Linked DNA regions of Homo sapiens: region 2 is linked to region 1. The links are chromatin contacts, found by Hi-C or POLR2A ChIA-PET in ENCODE. All regions are on one chromosome and are shown on one strand. The core of a region is the stretch at or near the end of the contact, and the rest is flanking DNA. Distances in the headings are between cores, read along the strand shown.

Region 1 (4,992 bases), core at 1,161-3,660:
CAAGACCAGCCTGGCCAACACAGAGACCCTGTCTCTGTTGTATGTATTTATTTTTGAGATAGGGTCTCACTTTGTCACCGAGGCTAGAGTGCAGTGGTGCGATCCTGGCTCACTGCTGCCTCAACCTCCTGGCCTCAAGCAATCCTTCCACCTCAGGAGTAGCTGGGACTACAGGTGCACACTACCATGCCCAGATAATTTTTCTATCTTTTGTAGAGACGAGGTCTCACCATGTTGCTCAGGCTGGTCTCGAACTCCTGGGCTCAAGAGATTTACCTGCCTCAGGCTCCCAAAGTGCTGGGATTATAGGCGTGAGCCACAGTGTTTAGGGCCCACCTGGATAATCCAGGACAATCTCTCTATCTCAAGATCCTTAATGACATTAGAAAAAAAAATTGTTTTCCCATACGAGGTAATATTTACAGGTTGCCTGGATTAGGACTTGATGGCTTTATAAGGGCCATTTTCCAGCTGTGCATGGCTTGGTCGGCTTCTCTTGTTTGCAGGAAGCTATGTGACAAGCGCAGCACCTGCAATGAGCTGTGATTGGCTGATGTAGACTGGGGGTGGGGGCTCGGACCCCCGGCAGGTGGTGTTCGAAAAGGTACAAACTCACTCTGCAGTCATCAACTCACCTTTCGGGGTGCCTCTGAGGCGTGAGGCCTGTGGGGTGACGTCCGAGCATGCCAGATTTCGTCCACTGAGCCGGGCTCCTGGAGGCCCCGTGCACAGATGCAGCTCTAGGCCCCAGGCTGCGGGCACAATTTGCCCCATGCCTCCACAGCCTCTGGATTTAAGATAACCGAGGATAGCGTCTGGGACCCCAGTGCTCCCGTGAGGGTCAAGGAGGTCCGGAGCTTACTCCAACCTCCAGGGCAGAGAGGACAGATGATCCCAAAGGCTGCTGGGCTCAGGCTAGGGCGCGGCTGAGCAGGGGCAGCTGCTTTTTCTCTCCCAGGCTTCCTGCTGTGCCTTTTACTCACCTCTACGTTCCTGGTGCTGGGGCTCCGCAGCGCTGGCTCTAAAGAAGTTCCAACGCCAGCCTGGGGGCGCAAGGCAGGAGCGCCCTGTTTCCTCGATTGTTGGGGATTTGCTCCTAGTTAGGTGGTGACTGTCCTTATGATCCCCCATAAAACCAGTCGGGCAGGGGGCAGGGGGCAGGGGGCCGGGATCGTGGAGAAGAGGCCGCGGCTGGCGGGGAAGCAACCCTCAGCGTGGACCCCTCAACCTCGCGGCTCGCCCCTTACCCGTGCACCCCTCGCCTCACACCCCCGCGCCCCTCACCCACGCGTCCCTCACCCTACACACACCCGCCCATCACTCGCGCACCCTTCACCCCTCACCCACGCTCCCCTCACCCTTCACCGGCGCGCCCCTCACCCCTCACCCCTCACCCAGGCGCCCCTCACCCTTCACTCGCGCATCACTCACCCCTCACCCCTCACCCACGCTCCCCTCACCCCTCACCCCTCACCCGCGCTCCCCTCACCCCTCACCCGCGCGCCCCTCACCCCTCACCCGCGCTCCCCTCACACTTCACCCGCGCTCCCCTCACTCTTCACCCGCGCGCCCCTCATCCACGCGCCCCTCGCCCTCAGTCCTCACCCGCGCGGGCCAAGAGGGTCCCGGGCGAGGGCAGCTCCCCGCGGGCGGGTGTGGGGCTCGGAGTTGGCTTGGCACGCGAGGCCGGCAGCAGGGCCCGGGCTTCACGCACGCCTGGCCCCCGAGTCTGTCTTGAGGCTCAGGAGCTGCCTTTTCTGCAAATAGGCGCCCAACGGTTCAGCCCGGAGAACTACACGGGGATGGGGAGAGGCCGCCCCGCGTTTCTGCAGCGACAGCGACCGTGGCCGCAACCACGATAATGACAATGGCCACGGTGACGGCCGCGCGTCCAGCCGGCCCCCCGGCGACGGCCCCGGCGCATCTGCTCGTGGGGCACTTGCATCGGAGCGGAGACCCGCGGGGGGCGCTCCGTTTCCCGAGACCCCGGCCGCCTCTGGGCGCTGCAAACTCCGAGCCGGGTCCCCGGGTCTCCTGGGTCAGGACAGAGCTGGACGAGACTCGTCCCCGGGTGGCCCGCATTCAGGACACGCGTGAGAGGGGCGTCCGGACCCCGCGCCCCCGGCCCTCCAGGACGACGCCCTCCGCTTGGATGGCCGCGCGCCGGGACAGCTGGAGACGGGTTAACGTGGGCGCCAGGCCTGAGGGACCGGCCCCGCCCGGCTGGTATTTCCCGACCGGGCGGGAGGAGCCACGCGCCCCCACCGCCCCGACAGCCCCGGCTCCCGGCCCCGCCTGCGCCCGCCCTGCCCAGCGCGCTCTAGGACACCGCGGCGCCTCCGCGCAGCTCCGGCGTGGGCGGGGCCCGGCATTGTGACGTCACGGGGCGGGGTTTCCCGGCGCCTGAGCGGACTGACGCCGAGACGCGCGCGGGTCAGCGGCGCGGGGACGCGGGGCGCTGGGCGCGGGGCTGGGGGCGCAGGTAAGGAGCGCGGGGGCGGCGCGGGGTCCTCGGGGGGCGGCCTAGGGCGGCCGAGGACGCAGGGCCGGGGCAGTTGGTCGCGGCCTTCAGTCCCCTGGCTTGGTCCTGTGGGGTCCCCGGCCCGGCACCTCCTCCCGCGAGCCGTGCGCCCCCATCCTGGGCCTGCGCCCCCTTCCCCCGAGCCGTGCGCCCCCATGCTAGGCCCTGTGACCCTCCCCCGAACAGTGCGCCCCGATCCTGGGCCCTGCGCCCCCTCCCCCACCCCATCCCGGGGCGCGCGTGGACCCCCGCCGGCTAAGCGCACCCGGGCGGTGACCCCAGGGGCTTCGCCCGTCCTCGACCCCGGCGCTGGGACCCCTCCCCAGCCCCCTCCGGGAGCGTCTCGGGACCCCCAGACACCCCCCCGTCCCAGGCAGGGGCCGCTCCTCGCGCGCCCCGGGCCCCGGTCGCCCCCGCTCTGCCTCGGGTCCTGCGGCTGGCGCGGGTCGGGTCGGGTCCGTGCGCGCCGCCCCAGCCTCCCTGGGCGGAACTCGAGCAGCTCCCCGCTCCCCGCAGGCCCCGAGGCCGCAGGAGCGCGCGGAGCGGCGATGAGCAGGCGGCCGGTGGCCCGCGGGGCGCGGAGCCCGTGACAGCCTCGGCCAGGCGGGCGCTGCGATGGAGGCCGAGGGCCTGGACTGGCTCCTGGTGCCACTGCACCAGCTGGTGTCCTGGGGCGCGGCCGCGGCCATGGTCTTCGGAGGGGTGGTGCCCTACGTCCCGCAGTATCGGGACATTCGCAGGACGCAGAACGCCGACGGCTTCTCCACCTACGTGTGCCTGGTGCTGCTGGTGGCCAACATTTTGCGGATACTCTTCTGGTAAGTTGGGGGCTTGCTTTCCTGGGCTGCACCCGGAGAAGAGGGTTTCTCCTTTGGGGTTTCTGGTTGAGGCCGGGGGAGCAGCAGGGTCCACACCTCCCTGCTGGGCCAGCGTCCCACTCTGCCGTGGATGGGGTACGTGGCTGCAGGCAAGTCACTTCTTAGGGTGAGATTATTTTTCCAGAAAAACGGTGGGGTTGGAGCACAGAATCTCAGAGAAAATCTCCAGATCCGCCTCCTTGCATGATGTTCCACATGGGTACTTAGCAGGGACCTCTCAGCTGGGCACTGGCCTAGGCCTGCCTGTGGAGAGGAGCCGTTCCTGCCCTCCTTTTTCATGTTGTATAGTTTTTCTTTGTTGTTTTGAGAGAGGGTCTTGCTCTGTGGTCCAGGCTGAAGTGCATGATGACATGACAGCTCACCGCAGTCTCCACGTTCCTGGGCTCAGGTGATCCTCCCATCTCAGCCTCCCGAGTAGCTGGGACCACAGGCGCACCACCACACCCGGCTAATTGTTTTTTTTGTATTTTTTGTAGAGACAGGGGAGTGGGGGGTTGTCTCACTTTGTTGCCCAGGCTGGTCTCGAACTCCTGGCCTCAAGCATCCCTCCCCACTGGGCCTCTGAAAGGGCTGGGATTACAAGCTGAGCCACGGCGCCTGGCCTGCCTTATTTAAATAGGAAGTCACTCTCTCTGGAGACTGTCTTGTTCCTCTCCCCAACTTCCTCTTTGTATTTGTATTAGGCTAAGGAAATTGAAATTAATTTTAACAGTTGTTGAAGGCAGACATAATTGGGAGGGTGAGTTTTCAGAGGAAATGAGGTCTCACAGCTGCATTCTAAGGCCAAAAACGTCTGAAATTTTTCTTTCTTCTGGGTGATCCCAGCCTCTCTGTCCGGGCAGATTGGAAGGTGTCTGCTGCTCTTCCTATGAAGAGGGCCTGGTGGAGGGGTGGAGAGAAGGAGTCCAGGCAGCTGGTGTCAAGAACTCTGCTTCTGACTCTGGTCACTGAGTAATCACGTACCTGCTTCTTTGCCTGTTAGTTTTGTTTTGTTTTTTTTTGAGACAGAGTCTTGCTCTGTCGCCAGGCTGGAGTGCAGTGGTACAATCTCGGCTCACTGCAGCCTCTGACTCCTGGGTTCAAGTGATTCTCCTGCCTCAGCCTCCTGAGTAGCTGGGACTACAGGTGCCTGCCACCATACCCAGGTAATTTTTGTATTTTTAGTAGAGACCAGGTTTCACCATGTTGACCAGGATGGTCTCGATCCCTTGACCTCATGATCCACCCACCTTGACCTCCCAAAGTGTTGGGATTACAGGCGTGAGCCACCGCGCCTGGCCCGCCTGTTAGTTTTTAAGTCAACCTTATTGAGGTGTGATTTGCATTCCATGAAATACACCCCTTTCGTGTCCATTTGATGAGTTCTGATGCTGAGGTGTCCCGTGTTCATGAGCCGGGGTGCTCCCTGCTCCGTGGCCTTCATCCCAGCCCTGGCCATGGGCAGCCATTGGTCCATGTGTCCCTGGGTGTTAGTTTTGCCCCTGCCAGGGATTTTTAGGTGAGCGAGTGGGTTGGCTGCCTCTTCCCCAGAGTTGTCTCTGAGGCAGGGAGGTTTGTCCCCTGCAACGACCTCGGAGGAGGATTTTGGGTCCG
Region 2 (4,992 bases), core at 1,162-3,661, 420 kb after region 1:
CCCCTACTTGCTGAGAGCTGAGGGCTCCCCCCAGAACAGTGGCCTCTGTGCTCTCCTCACGCCACCCCACGCGGGACCTCCCCTACTCGGAGAGCCGAGGGCTCCTGATGCCTGTGAGGTCTCCTCCCAGCTCCCCCAAACGCCGGCCTCTGTGCTCTCCTCACGCCACCCCACGCGGGACCTTCGACGACGTTCTCAGGCTCACTTCAGATATTGTCAAACGCAGAAAACTGGGGGATAGATGCTTACTAATCGCTTTAGGTGGTGATGACTTCCCTAGTCCTTTAACTCAATCTGTACACCTCTGAGCAAAAGAAATCAGAATTCTTGCATTTTATAAAGTCCTAAATGAAAAATGTTCCTGAAAGATGAGAACAATAATTACTGTAGAAGTTCCAAGTTTCATATTTTAACTCATGGCCAGGTAATATTTTCCCACCCAAACGTGAAGTAGGGAGCTTTGGTGGGGAAAAGGGGAAGAGCAGCTTTAAGAAGCGGGGAGAGACGGTGAGAACCTGTGGGTTTCCACACGTTTCCTCGCCAGATGATTGTCAAATGGCGTGTGACTGTGTGTGTGGCCAGAGCCTCACCCAGGATATTCCTCTGAGCAAAAACATTTGGCACTAGCAGGAGTTCCTTCTCCACCTCGCCCGGATGAACATTTCTGAGCTGCTTCAGTTACAGGGCCTGGGAACTATCCGGCGTCTCGCAAATTTCTACGGCAGGTTTTTACCTAAACATAGAAGAAAGGGAACAGCTCTACTGGCAAGATGCCCTTCCAACGGCGAATGGCCGCGTCTACACAGCCTTCCCAACACGAGGTTCATTTCACAGACGATCCAAGTACACGCCACTGAAAACACACTCTGAGAACAAAGCGGCATCTTCCACGCGTATCATGAACCACTCGCAGACTACGCCTGTCCAGCAAAAAAATACGGCTTTATTGGATCTATTTCCTAACTACAAAGACAGCTGACACAGACATCAAACGTTTCCTTTTCAATGACAGTCCCCTGAGAAAGGCTGCACGTGACTCCTACAGTGCCGGGTGCAGGGTACCCAGCCGCAGGTGGGACGCGGCCACACGTCTTCACGGTTACGTGCAGACCGACGGGATGGCCTTCAGGTTGTTTCTTTCCGTGAGTGAGACACAAGAGACGCGATTGTGCCGGAGCGCACGGTACAGGCCGTTCCTTCTGCGGGAGCCCTTTCTCCATCAGCGACGTTCTGTTCAGTGACTTCACAGCCGGAGCCTCCACCCGCAGGTGCAATTCAGGCAGGTTCCATAAGGGGGCATTAATTCCTAAGGCACGAGTTCAGGTCAACCGTGTTTCAATGAATAAACCATGCTTTTTGGTTATATGGAACAATAGATCGCTGTGAGTAATCATACGTAATAAGCAACTAATTGTACAGAGTGCCCAGCAAGGCCTACACAAACCTACCTGTTAACAGTAACTCATCTGAAAACACACAACGCAGGGCTGAGCATTAAAGTGGCGTTTTTGGTATTGGTTTTCTTAGATGAAGCAGAGAGTGGTAAGGCTTCTGTGAAACAATCATCTTATAACTGAACAAATATATTACACTTAGGTTGCATGTTATTTACAATCACTTTCTAATGTTGCCGTCTGGTAACCTACAGCTACTGTCAATCACAGCTCCTGGCTTTCTAGGGTCCTCCTCGAACTGCGTGAGACGAGAAAATGCACGGCCGTCCGAGGCGGCGATGGACGCCAGCAAGAGCAGCGACTGGAGCCCCAGACGCAGGTTCCAAAACGGATGCCGGTTATTGCTGACAGGGAAGCCCTCCTGGGCGAGGACACGTCGGCTCTGTTATTATTTATACATAAATAGATGCCTAGATATGTACACACATGCAAATGCAGGCTATCCTGTAACAGGTTTTTCTGCTTTTGTCCAGTAACCTATTGATGTGCTATTCAAGTTACTTGTGCTATGTTCGAAGCCAGATTAAAAACAAAGATGCGAGCATGCGACTATGAACAAGCCTACGGTTTCAACCGCGCAGACAAGGGAAGCATGTTACAAAAGAGCTGAGATGACAGACTGGAAGATTCTAAAATGCACTGTGTAAGGCAGCAGGAGTGTACGTGACAGCCCAGGAAACGTTCCAAATGTTGGAGACTCATACTAGAGTCCTCTCGCAGCCTTCCAGCGTTCTCTTCATTCATACAGAGGGTAAAACCTCACAATGAAATGTGTTTGCAGTTTCTGCTCCTAAAAATACTCCTACAGTAGCAAATTCAATGCTCAATTCTATGATGCCCTGATGGTCTGGTTAAATAAGGCACTTCCAGTATTGAACCCCAGGGGTGCCAGAAGGGCTGGGCGTGGGGTCAAACTGCGTGTGGGCCGTTCCCATGAAAGGCCCCTGCACGGTGGGTCTCCCGTGCTCAGCCCGGCCACCTCCCTTCTGTTGTCATGAGATGACTTCTCCTCCAGGTGACACAGTGGTCTCCCTTCCTCCCTGCTTTCCTTCTTGTTGGAGAGCCAATCTTTGCACATATTAATGTTCAGCTCCTGGCATTCAGTCAGTTGGAGGTTCTGAGTGGTACCAGGTGTGAGTTCAGTTTATTTATTCAAAAGTCTTTGTCTGCTGAAGTCAGCATACCCCTGCTGAACTGAGTGCTCCAATGTGGCAACTAGGAGTGGGTGCTCGTGCTGGAGAGGTCATTTCGTATTATTTCATTTACTGTAAGAAAAGAAAAATTGAGAAAGTATTAGAGAAATACCATAAACATCAAAGCAACGCCCCCAGCCCTGCTTCTCCATCAGTGACGCTCACGCCTGTGACAAGGCATCTCCCCAGGAACCCACATTTCCTCCTCGGTCCCACCCTGGTCCATGAGTGTCGTGAGCCAGTGCCTGGCTGCCTCGGCAGAGAGCTGGGGTCGCCAGAGTGACCGCCCTCGTCCGTAGCACGGTACCAGCACGTCTCTGACGGCCAAAGTGCAGGTGCCAGGTGCCGGCCGCGATGCTGGGAAGATGCTGTGGCTGTCTCTCCACGAACCAAGCGACCCACAGGTCCACACCAGCACTTCTGTGGTGTCAGCACCAGTGTCGCCTGAGCCTCCCTCTCAGGCTCTTCCTGATTTTTATTTCCCTTTGGATGGCAGAGTCCCTGAGTCCCCCACAGGCCAGTGACGTTCCCCGTCACCTGTGACTTCTGGCAGACGCAGAGGAAACGAGCGGCACTGTTAGGGCCTTTGTGAGCTGCATGCATCCCCGCCCCACCCACCTCCTGCTGTGGCCGCCCTGATGGGCGCTGAGATAGGGGATGTGCCACCAGCACTGTCGCCACGTCCCATCTCCCTCCCAGGTTCTGGTGGGGCGTGCGCTGACGTCACGGAACTGCCCGGGCTTCCCTCTGCCATGGGCTGGAGCGCCCAGAGCCCAGATAAGCCCCACGTGTTTCTGCAAAGGCCCCGGCCTGTCTCAGGGCGGCTTCCTGGAGCAATTAGTAGTGTGCATTTCATCACCCCACTCCCTTCCCCAAATTCCCTTTCAACAACCCCCGACTATTTTTAAGAATAACAATAATAAAACACAGATGGAGAACCAGGAATTGTGTCATGGGAACTGATAACAGGACACACTGGCACTGAGCTCCAGGAGGAACCCTGGCTGCAAACACACACCCGAGGCTGGCTCGCCCAAGGCTCTGCGGGGCCAGAGACCCAGGCAAGCAAAGGTGCCCCACATGCCCGGCCCCGCCAGCAGCACCTCCTGACATGGCGCCCACAGAAGGTCCCGACTCTGTCCCGTGTGGGAGCTCAGCCTCTGTAAAGACACAGGCACGCGTGGGCTCCCCGCAGGCCCTGCTCAGAGCCACGCTGATCCTGGGCCCTGCCCAAGACGGGACCTGGCACTCAGCCACAGGACGCAGAGCCAGGCTCTCTGCAGAGGGCTCCGCCCCCAGTGTGGAAGGCACCAGAAGGAGCCCGGGCTCCCGCCCCTCCGTGTGACTCTTCACAAACACTAAGGAGGATAACGACAGGGCCCAGGTGCTCGCAGGCTGCTCCCGGACTGGCACGCAGGACCTGACTTGTCCCAGAGTGCGCACGGCAGCTCCTCACCAGAGGCACTTTCCGTGACACTCGGGCGGCGCTGCGGGGCCTCGGCACAACGCAGAGAGAAAGACGGCTCTGTTCTGTGTGGGGGTCGCACGTCCCCACCCAAATGCCCTAGGCTGCTGGTTGCTCAGCGGCCTCCCGCCCACTGTGCTGCTGAGTGCAGCGGCCCCCAGGAGCTCCGTGCCCTGCTGTGCTTGGCATCTGTGGCACGAGACAGGGATGCCCCAGAATTCGAGACCAGTTAACTCCTTTCCCACTGCGCTGGTTCAGCCTTGCTACAAAAGACGTCTGCAAAGAGGCAGGAGGAGCCACCTGCCCAGGAGGAAGACACGGTGGGGGTTCAGGTAGCTCAGAACAGGCCCCACCTGTGGGGGAAGGGAGGCTGCCCAATGCATGAAGAGACTGGGCTCAGGTCCTCATCCAACCCTGGCCAGCGGAGCTCCAAAAGAAAGGACTCCAGTCAGAATAGTGATTGTGGGGACGAAAGAGGCCTAAATGATCAACACAGGGGAAAGGTGGGGACACTACAAAGAAATAATGAAGCCATGAGTGGACCCTGAAGGGTAACAGCGACAGGGACAGGAGGGAGGCCTGAGAGGTAACGACGGTGGGACGTGGGGAGGACTGAGGGGTAACGACGGTGGGACGTGGGGAGGCCTGAGGGGTAACAACGGTGGGACGTGGGGAGGACTGAGGGGTAACGACGGTGGGACGTGGGGAGGACTGAGAGGTAACGACGGTGGGACGTGGGGAGGACTGAGGGGTAACGACGGTGGGACGTGGGGAGGCCTGAGGGGTAACGACGGTGGGACGTGGGGAGGACTGAGGGGTAACGACGGTGGGACGTGGGGAGGACTGAGAGGTAACGACGGTGGGACGTGGGGAGGACTGA

What was found. A loop is a pair of places that touch in the nucleus more often than their neighbours do. ChIA-PET counts read pairs that join two places held with the same protein, here RNA polymerase II (POLR2A). Pooled maps may share reads with other maps.
Region 2: a loop to region 1 is called in a map of naive thymus-derived CD4-positive, alpha-beta T cell, with 3 times the contacts of the local background. The contact joins the enhancer-like site here to the promoter of SLC66A2 in region 1. A Hi-C loop is called at or near these places in 3 of 168 maps with a recorded cell type or tissue (CD4-positive, alpha-beta T cell, CD4-positive, alpha-beta memory T cell and naive thymus-derived CD4-positive, alpha-beta T cell), 15 of 37 single-sample maps with no recorded cell type and 12 of 50 pooled maps. POLR2A ChIA-PET finds 5 or more read pairs at or near these places in 2 of 52 experiments (BJ and activated CD4-positive, alpha-beta T cell).

The regions. Positions count from the first base shown.
Region 1 is chr18:79,949,071-79,954,062 of GRCh38, reverse strand. It overlaps SLC66A2 (solute carrier family 66 member 2), which reads left to right and starts at 2,410. Exons shown (of 6, transcript NM_025078.5): 1 at 2,410-2,482; 2 at 3,038-3,339. The coding sequence starts at 3,137. LOC124904336 (a long non-coding RNA gene) reads right to left here and starts at 1,254. Exons shown (of 2, transcript XR_007066429.1): 1 at 984-1,254; 2 at 1-787. RefSeq lists silencers at 1,879-1,928, 2,059-2,568, 2,889-2,968, 3,009-3,128.
Region 2 is chr18:79,525,255-79,530,246 of GRCh38, reverse strand. NFATC1 (nuclear factor of activated T cells 1) reads right to left here. Exons shown (of 10, transcript NM_001278669.2): 10 at 924-2,719. The coding sequence ends at 2,670. Among named protein-coding and RNA genes, the nearest start is that of NFATC1, 130 kb to the right of the region's middle. Within about 2 kb of position 2,411, at least 2 of the 41 ENCODE cell types and tissues checked have a DNase peak (open chromatin) inside an H3K27ac peak, as active enhancers do.